Regions from separate parts of the Homo sapiens genome. Here region 1 is linked to region 2. The links are chromatin contacts, found by Hi-C or POLR2A ChIA-PET in ENCODE. All regions are on one chromosome and are shown on one strand. The core of a region is the stretch at or near the end of the contact, and the rest is flanking DNA. Distances in the headings are between cores, read along the strand shown. Region 1 has its middle 50 kb from the start of DTNA. Region 2 holds the start of NOL4 (nucleolar protein 4).

Evidence for each region. Hi-C counts contacts between places; a loop is a spot of excess contacts on that map. ChIA-PET counts read pairs that join two places held with the same protein, here RNA polymerase II (POLR2A). Pooled maps may share reads with other maps.
Region 1: a loop to region 2 is called in a map of PC-3, with 2.6 times the contacts of the local background. The contact joins the enhancer-like site here to the promoter of NOL4 in region 2. A Hi-C loop is called at or near these places in 1 of 168 maps with a recorded cell type or tissue (PC-3) and 3 of 50 pooled maps. POLR2A ChIA-PET finds 5 or more read pairs at or near these places in 2 of 52 experiments (GM12878 and WTC11).

Annotation. Positions count from the first base shown.
Region 1 is chr18:34,657,607-34,662,294 of GRCh38, reverse strand. It overlaps a transcript of DTNA not described here. Among named protein-coding and RNA genes, the nearest start is that of DTNA, 50 kb to the left of the region's middle. RefSeq lists enhancers at 1,895-2,398, 2,399-2,902. Within about 2 kb of position 2,459, at least 23 of the 41 ENCODE cell types and tissues checked have a DNase peak (open chromatin) inside an H3K27ac peak, as active enhancers do.
Region 2 is chr18:34,223,400-34,227,918 of GRCh38, reverse strand. NOL4 (nucleolar protein 4) reads left to right here and starts at 3,006. Exons shown (of 11, transcript NM_003787.5): 1 at 3,006-4,519.

The DNA.
Region 1 (4,688 bases), core at 1,210-3,709, 430 kb before region 2:
GGAGACCAGTCACATTGTGCCTGCATATTTTACTCTTATGAATATTTTTTACTGCCTCCAAGAAATATGTTCTCTCTCATTTTCCTTGAAATTACAAGAGGCTTGCTTGCTATGTTATTCTTTTTACCATCTTTGACCTGAGTACAAAAAAAAAAAAAACAACAACCGGTTCTTAACAACAAAATGATGCAAGCTTGATAATAAGTAACAGCTTACATTTAATCTCGGTGTTAGAAAAATAGAGAGTGATAGTGATGGAGTTGAAATGAAGAGTTTGTGCCTTGTTTATAGAGAGAAGCTCCCTCTGACTGCCACACAGAGGCGCAGACATACAGTGTGGCCACATCTTTCTATTTTCAAGCTCAGGGTGGAAATCCAGATATTTATGTGAAATTTTCCAATTTATAAATGTTGCCCCAAACTGGGTAGGCCACATAAAACATGTTGGCAGGGTTTGAAAGCTGCCACATTTTTGATTTCTCCAAATATATAACTTAATTTCCCTCCATGATCTCACTGACCATTATCCTCTGCACTTAACTCTGTCACCTCTCCTATCTTGGGGCAAAGAGGGTGGGAACAGTGGATGGAGAGGCGCCTTTATCTCCCTCTAGTGGTGAAAATATGCCAAAACAACTAGCTGAATGTTCATTCATCCTGTTTATTGAAAACTCATCTATGCGAAACTCATCCTTTGTCTGATTAAAATTAGCAAAACAGACTCTGGCTGTTATGTGTGAGATGTGAACTGAAAGGAAATTTTACTACCAGTGCAGATTAGACTCTGGGGTAAAAGAAGCCAGAAAGAGGGAGCAGGGATATCAGCCCAAGTAGGAATTTAGAAGATTCAAGAGTTTCAGACCTCATCACCAGGAAAAGAGAAGAATCTAAAAACTTGTACTCTAACAGAAGGCAGGGCCATCAATACATACTGCAGCTGGAAGGCATACACTAAGTTTTATGGGCAAAGTTGAGTATAGTGTGAATGATCAACGTATCCACTAGCTAGAGCAGTGTCTAGTAAGTACTGCTAATTTGATCCCTGTTTTAAGTATTTAATAGTACCTTAGCTCTTATTAATTAATGGAGAGCATCTCATATTCTTTGTTTAGAAGCTCCACTTGGGGAAAATGTTTTCAGGGTGGAGAATGGAATACATTTTGCAAATAAACAGAATTTCAAATAGGTTAGTAATACAGAGCTAATAAATGATACTGAGAAAGATAAAAAATAGATATCATAATAGTTGTTGACAAAAGAGTCAAACTCTGAAAAATATTTGAAAAGATAAATTTTGAGCCAAATATGAGTGGGCAATGGTCAGTGACACAGCCCTGTCTCCTGAGAACATGTGCCCAAAGTAGTCAGGCTTCAGCTTAGTTTTATACATTTTAGGGAGACAAAAGACATCAATCAATACATGTAAGATGTACACTGGTTGGGTCAGGAAAGGTGGCACAACTCAAAGCGGGGGTGGGGAGCTTCAAGGTCATAGGTAGATTCAAACAATTTCTAATTGGCAATTGGTTGGAAGACTTAAGTTATTGTCTAAAGACCTGGAATCAACAGAAGGGAATGTCTGGGCTAAGATAAGGGGTTTTGGAGACCAAGGTTCTTATTATGCAGATGAAGTCTCCAAGTAACAGGCTTCAGAGAGATTAGATTGTAAATGTTTCTTATTAGACTTAAAAAGGTGCCAGACTCTTAGTCGATTCTCTCCTGGATCAGGAAAAAGACCTGGAAAGGGAAGGGGATTCTCTACAGAATGCAGATTTTCCCCACAAGCAATAGCTTTGCAGGGCTATTTCAAAATATGTCAAAGAAATATAATTTAGAGTAAAATACTTTGATATCTTTCAGGGCCTGCTGTCTGTCAGGTGATGCTATACTAGATCAGGCTGGAATTTGGTGACCTATTGCTACAAAAAGTCTTAAGATCTCTGTTTTAATGTTAATGCTGCTCAGTTGTGCCTGAATTCCAAAGGGAGGATGTCTGACCCCCCACTTCCTCTCACGGCCTGAACTAGTTTTCCAGGTTAACTGGAATGCTCTTGGCTGAGAGGAGGGGTCCATTCCGATGGTTGGGGGGCTTAGAATTTTATTTTCAGTTTACACAGCTTTGCTTCATTTGGATGCCCATGGTGTCTTAGAACACTGTCCCCAAGTATTATATGCCTGTAGCTCAAATGTCAACTTTCAAGGATGGTTCCCTCTCTTGTATACTCATTTCTTTGCCTTCTGCCCTCCTTGGTACACTCAGATAATTTAAAGAACTGAAATACAATTGCTTTTAAAAGCTCAATACTTCATTATACTTTTGTTTTGAAAACAGTTTTTGAGTTGAGAGTATGTCAGCAAAAGCAACCAAAAGAATGTGGATGTTGTTACAAGGTCAGCTTTTCAGCAGCCGTAGGCAGCCATTACTGGCATTCTGTCAAACAATCACCACTGGCAGCGGGGCCATTCATAGGCAATGAGTCAGCAGCTCTGACAGCACTAAATACGGTCACCGGTTAATGCGCAAGATAACAGGCTCACATGCTCCTTCAGAAAGGGCTGGTGAGAGGAAGTATTTTATTTTTCAAGTTTATTTAGAAGAAGATCAGAATAGGTTGTTAAAACCCAGATGTTAAATGAGTGTGTGTGTGTGTGTGTGTGTGTCTGTGTGTGTCTGTGTGTATGTGTACGTGTTAGAATCTAGAATGAAATATATATGGATTTCTTGTGTAAGGAAAAACATGTTCAAACTGAGAGCTGAAATATCAGAAGCTAGGCATTTCAAATGAGATACTGTTGTACAAAGAAGTGCCTGCCTTATACCTGGGCTGTACAGTCCAGTAGTCATTGGCTACATGTGGCTATTGAGCAGTTGAAATGCGGCTAGCCCAAATCAAGATGTGTTGGAAGTGTAAAATCTACACAGGATTTCAAGCATACAGTACAAAAAAGGAATAAAAGACCTCATTAATAACTTTTTATATTAGTTACATGTTGAAATGATAATAGTTTTGATATATTGGACTAAGTAAAATATATTTAGATTAATTTCACCTGTTTCTTTTTCCTTTTTTAATGTGGCTACTAGAAAATTTATAATTACATATGTGGCTTGCATCCTGTTTCTATTGGATAGTACTATTTTAAAGGAAGATATTTGCTATCATCTCCTTCCAGTCATAACACACACATGCGTGCACACACACACACACGTACAGTAAATGGATAGGAAGGCAGTAGGTGTTTTAAAAATGCAGGCTGCAAAATTCCACTTAAGGTGCTGATTTGAAAATCCCAGTTCTCTAAGCTAAAGAACAGTGCAACATACTCCATAGCACTGAAAGATATTCTACCCTGAATTGTCATTAGGCCTCAGCCGTGGTTACAGTGGAGAAAGAGTGTTAGCCATATTTATTTAATTCTGGCCATTTTATTAAGAAAGAAAGGGCACTGTCCAAGATGCTGAGAAATGACACTCTCATAAAAGAACAAAATGAGCACTGTAGAAATAAATTAGTGTTGTTCTCTGGACTTTTCTGTTCTGTTTTAGACTTGAATGCTCTTAACACTGCTTTGGTGGTGGTAATCAAGACAGTATTATAACATATTGGGCTTAAACTTTGACTTAATAAGGATTTTGATAAAGGCCACATTCAGTGGCTCAAGCCTGTAATCCCAGCACTTTGTAAACCAAGGGAGGTAGACTGTTTGAGATCAGGAGTTTGAGACCAGCTTGGGCAACATGACAAAACCCCATCTCTACAAAAATACAAAAAAATTAGCCAGATATGGTGGCACACTCCTGTTGTCTCAGCAACTCGGGAGGCTGAGGTATGAGAGTCACTTGAACCCGGGGGGCAGAGATTACAGTGAGCCAAGATCACGCCACTGCGCTCCAGCCTGGGTGATAGAGCCAGACCTTGTCTCAAAAGACAAACAAAGAAACAAAAGAATTTTTATAAAAGCAAAATTTGGATACTAATTTGGCTGTTTAAACAGCTACTGAAAGATTGTAATTTCTAGATTTGCCTGACTGTTTTTGTGCTTTGAGTCTGATTTGTCACTGCTAGTAAATTATCCCCCTAAATTCTGGCTAGTGTTGAGGGATTCCTAGTAGCCTTTCTCCTATATCCTGCTGCATACTCTCTCCTTTTTAGTTTCAGTGCTTGAATCAGTTTCATCAGTCAGCTTCTTTCATCTTTTTCTTAGCCAATATCTACTTAGAAGACTTTGGAGTTTTGGAGTCAAACAGATGCCAGTTTGAGACTCTGAAGTCAGCCAATTCTCCTGAAATTTCTCTTTCATCCATTTTAACTACTGACTTTAATTTTTATGAGCAAAGCTGGAAAGCAAGTAGCTGAGCAGAGGTTTCATTAATAGTGGCCAGGACTTCCTGAATGATTGTCCAAAGGTGTATTCTAGCAATACAAAGATGGCAGTGTGTGTGGCTCCTGAGCTAGTTGGAAGAAAGTGTGAAATTCTTCAGATTCTTTTTCATTCAGAGCTATGTGATGTCTCCCCTCCTTCCCAAATGCATAACCTAATTTCATCCCTCAAATTCAGAAACTGAAATTTGGATAGACTTCTATTGGAGAATGGCTCATGGTGTTCCCCTAAAATCTCTGTTTAGTAGTCTTCCTTGTCTAAATGGAGAGTGATGTATGAAAAATTTAGTGTATCCATTTAAAGTT
Region 2 (4,519 bases), core at 1,757-4,256:
TGTTACCTACTCAGAAAGATCTTCCCTAAGCTCATCAAGTCTCTCTACCTTGTCACTGTTTTCTCTTATGCTGCTATTTTTCCCCCTCCCAGCACTTACATAAAGCTCTAATTATTTATTTCTTGCTTTGTTGTCTGCTGTCCTTAGAAGAATTTATGTTCCATGAGATGGGAACCATGCATATACATCTGTCTTGCTGAGGACGTTAACCCTAGAACCTGTGAGAGTAACTGAAGCTTGGTTAATATTTGTTTAATAAAAACCACAATTATTTGAAGGAATGAAAGCTTGTTTATTCTTTGAACATGGATTTTCTGATTACAGATTCTATGTTGTTTGTACTCTAACATTTTGCTGATGAACACATAGTGTTGTGTAAATATTTGTGATTGATAATAAAGTGCAAGATTTTCTGGATTTTTAAAATGTCATTTACAAACTGACCATGAAGTTGGAAGAAATTTTACTTCTATAACAAAAATCATATTGATGATAGCCCACGTTTTGGATTATTTTAAATTAAAATATAAGTTTCACATACCTTTTTGCCTTCCTCTTCCTCTCTTTTCTTCCTCTGCCTGCCAGGCAGACAGGACCCCTGGGCCCAGATTGGGGATTGGCATTCAGAAGGGGTGAAGAAAAACATTTCGGAGAGATATGCTTTGTAGCCAGGCAATTCTGAGGAAAGTGTCCTGGGAACATACCAGGTTAAATCCCAGGCAGCCTGTTCACATGAACCATATAGCTGAGGAAGCAGCTCAGGATGACCCTGAGATGGGGCTGGTCAGACCTGACTCTAGAGAAGTTCAAAGAAGGAAAATTAGTCCAGAGTAAGTTGCTGAAGCAGATTTTAGATTTTTGTTAGGTGCCTACCTTCCTAGGTGGACAAGATATGGTTGAAGGTGTTGGCTCAGCCAGCACAACTAATAATGGGTGCAAGTACAGAGCATATTACACTTTGGGTTCCACTGAAAACAAGAGAATCTGCAGGGCTCTGAGACTTAGGACCCTTGAAATCTTTGAACCCTGTATTCCTTTCCTCCAATGCAAACAGTCTTTCAGTAGTTAATCATTTACCTTTTCTTCTTAAAAAGAATGTATTTCATATAATCTATTTCATTTTGTGGGGTTTTTGTGCTTGTATATCAAATCTAGTGAATACAAGTGGGGGTTGATGACATATTTATCTTCTGGGAGTTCTGTATGTCTAGGGTGTTCTAGTTGCTATGCATTAGGGTGTCAAGTATAGTTATAAATACAATGAACACATGTGTGTGTGGTAAAGCCCTGTCATTTCCTTAAGACGGGGGACCAACTTCAACCAAACACTACCCAGCAAAAGCCAACAAGAATGGACAAAGATTATGCCTACCTTCTTCCTTCCTTCCCTTACTCTTGTTCTCCTTCTTTCATTAATTTATTAACTCAATTTATTAAGCACTTACTGTGCACATTGTTCATTGCACAAAACAAGAAAAAAGACATAAACTTTCAAGGGTTTTCCAATTAAGATTTTATTTGACCAACAAAACATACTCATATGAAAATATAAATAAGGTAAAAGGAGCAGTGTAGTCATTATGATCTAAAACAATATTTTTCAAATTGTAGGTTGCCAGTCATTCTTTGCTGGGTCATAAAATAAATTTTTTTGGTTGGGACTATACTTTACCAAATAATAATAACAAAATCAACAGGAGAGAAAAAGGCAAATATCAGTGTATATTGCAGGTAATAAAATAGATGTTTTCATAAAATTTTTGCAGAACAAATGTATGTATGCACTACATGTCAATGTAAAGTGTATGGCTTACTACAAGACAGGGCTAAAAAATGTTTGAAAGACACAATACAGATGATTATAGAAGAAAGTTAATATTAAGTTGAATGATTAAGGAAGGTTTTTGGAGGCTGAAAGTACATAAATAAAGCTTAGAGGGGATGGGATGCCTTTTTAGATGAAAAGCTGCATAAAATAGTTCTATAATTGTGAACTATAACCATATGAGAAAGTGAATTCTATAGAACCAGCTTATTCTTGAATGACTACCCCAGGACCAATTATCTTTCCAGAAACTTCCAGGAAACACATGACCAATATCTAACTAAATTGAGCTCTGATGCCACAAAGGGAAACTTAACAGAGTTGCTCCTGTGAAGTATACCCCACTAGAAGGGTGGTTCAGGATATCTTCTGTCCAATTGCGTGTTTCAAATATTTATGTATTTAAGATATTAAGATTTTTTTAATGTGAAATATCTAAAGATTCACCTCAATAAATTGAAAGTGATATTTTTCCCCTGAGTCCCTTGTATTAGATTCACTTGTGACTTCATTGGACAGTGTCTTCTCTGAGCTCTATGGTCTAATACGTATTGAACAAAAATTCAAGGACTCAACAACTGATTTATTTTAGCATTTCTTTTTAATACAAAAGAAGGAAATAAAAGAATAAAAGCAGTCGGGGTGGCCTCTGGAGAAGGGGAGCTGTTGTTGCAGGAATCTTGCAAGTTAATGAGAATTCACCCGGGACTCAAGAGGGATGGAGAGAGGGGGAGAAAGGAGATGGGGGAATGGGGTGGGGGGATAAAAACTCTTCCTTTGCAGCTGGCCCTTTCCCTCATTTGTTGCTCCAATAAGCAGTAATTAGGTCCTGAGCTAATGGTGTCAGCTGATCTGCTGTTTTTAGGCTAGACCCAGAGGAATCTCCATGGAAACCCTGCTGGAGTCGTCCCCCCACCTGGATGCTGCGTGCTCCTTTCTGCCACCTGGCTGCCGCCGGGCCCGCTGCTACCTCCTTCTGCCTCTAACCTGCAGCCTGCAGCATGCGCACTGCCCCCGGGATCCCTAAATGGGACAATTCTGCCCGTGACGTCAGCGCCCAGCCGTCTCCACAGAAACTTTTGTCCCATTGGCCAATCAGAGAGCTTGGAAGGGGCCGGGGAGGGTGGGGGAAGGAGAGGGGAGTGGGAGGGGTGGGGGTGAGGGGAGAGGCGAGAGGTTTAGCGTGTGGAGCTGCCTGCGCTCCGCCCGGGCTGTCAGTCCCGGCTCCAGCCGCCGCGAGACCTTCCCGGAGACGCGCGCACACACAGCGCACCCCCTGCACACCGCACACCCTCGCTCCCTTGCTCACACACACGCACACACTCAGCCTGGCCGAGCAGGAGCCACTGACCATTTTGCAAGTGTCAGGACCAGCTACAGCGCGGTGGGCGCAAACATCCCGCTTTCCCTTTCCGGGATTTAGTCTGGGAGACGACGACGAGGGAAGAAGGTGGGCTCGGACGCAGCCCAGGCGCCGGGCACTGGTCGGGCCGTTTTCCTGGCAGAGCCGCTCCCCGGGACGGGCGCGGGCCTCGGGTGAGAGTAGAATAAAGAGGAGCGGCCGCAGCCGCCGCGCGAGGAGGATGGGAACTCCCCTATTTCCAGCTCTGGAAACAAATGGATGGAAGTCCTGAATGGAGCAACTGCTGACTTCATCTGCTTGGAAAAATAGTCCAGAGGAACTCATATTTGGCTACTCAGAGCAGTGGAGGGGGTGTCCATGACGTGGCAGGGGGAAAATAGACAACTGAAACCTCCCGTGTGAACTGCAAACTGTGACCAAGCAAGGGGAAAATGATCTTTCTGTATATATTTTAATTTCGTGCAAAGGTTTTCAAGCATCTGTATCCTAAACTTACTTCTATGTCTTGTTCAGCAGAAACCAGAGGAGTCCTGTCTGGGGGTCCCATCATTATTCGGGATACCCGCCGCCAGCGGCCTGCCTTCGGTTACCCACATCCCCCTGGAACGGATATCTGTTTGGGGCACTACAATCTATCCTGTAGAACTATGGCCAAATCTCCATCAATGCTTTGCTAATTTCTGGGACTTAACTCGTAGAATCTACATACAGGGCTGGAATTTATTCAAAATGCATCTGAAGAAATGACATTTTAAACCGTTTTAAAAAATATCTTGATAAAAAATTCTGTAAAACAGAATTTGATAGGTTTAAAAACATGACAGGTAAGAACTTTCTCTTTCTAGTCCCTTAACACCCGTCGTGGGGAAGGTCAAAGCAGGACCCAGGAGGAAGGAGAGATCCGGGACCCGTGTGCCCTTCGGGGCTCAAAGGCGCTGGGCGGGCGGCTGCTTTCGGGAGAGGCGCAGCCCTCACTCCTGGACCACGGGGCCAGTGGCTGGGGAAGCTTCTGGGGCGCGCGCGGGGAGGCGGCGCTGCGCTCCACCTGCCCAGCCCCGGACGCAGCCCGGGGGCGAGGCGTCTAGGGACCACCCCAATTCAATATTGGGATTTTTAATAAACCAAGGAATGGGATTTTAATTATTGAAAACCCAGCTCCTCTGGGCCAGAATGGTGTTGGGATGGTCCTGGTCACAAAATATTAAAGAGACCGACCGCTAAGGGAACAGGAAAAACGTCCGAGACAGCCGTTGCAATTACGAATGGACCAGACTTGGTAGCACGGGGCATTGATTGCTGGTGCCCAACCGGACCCTCCTCCCCTCTTCCCA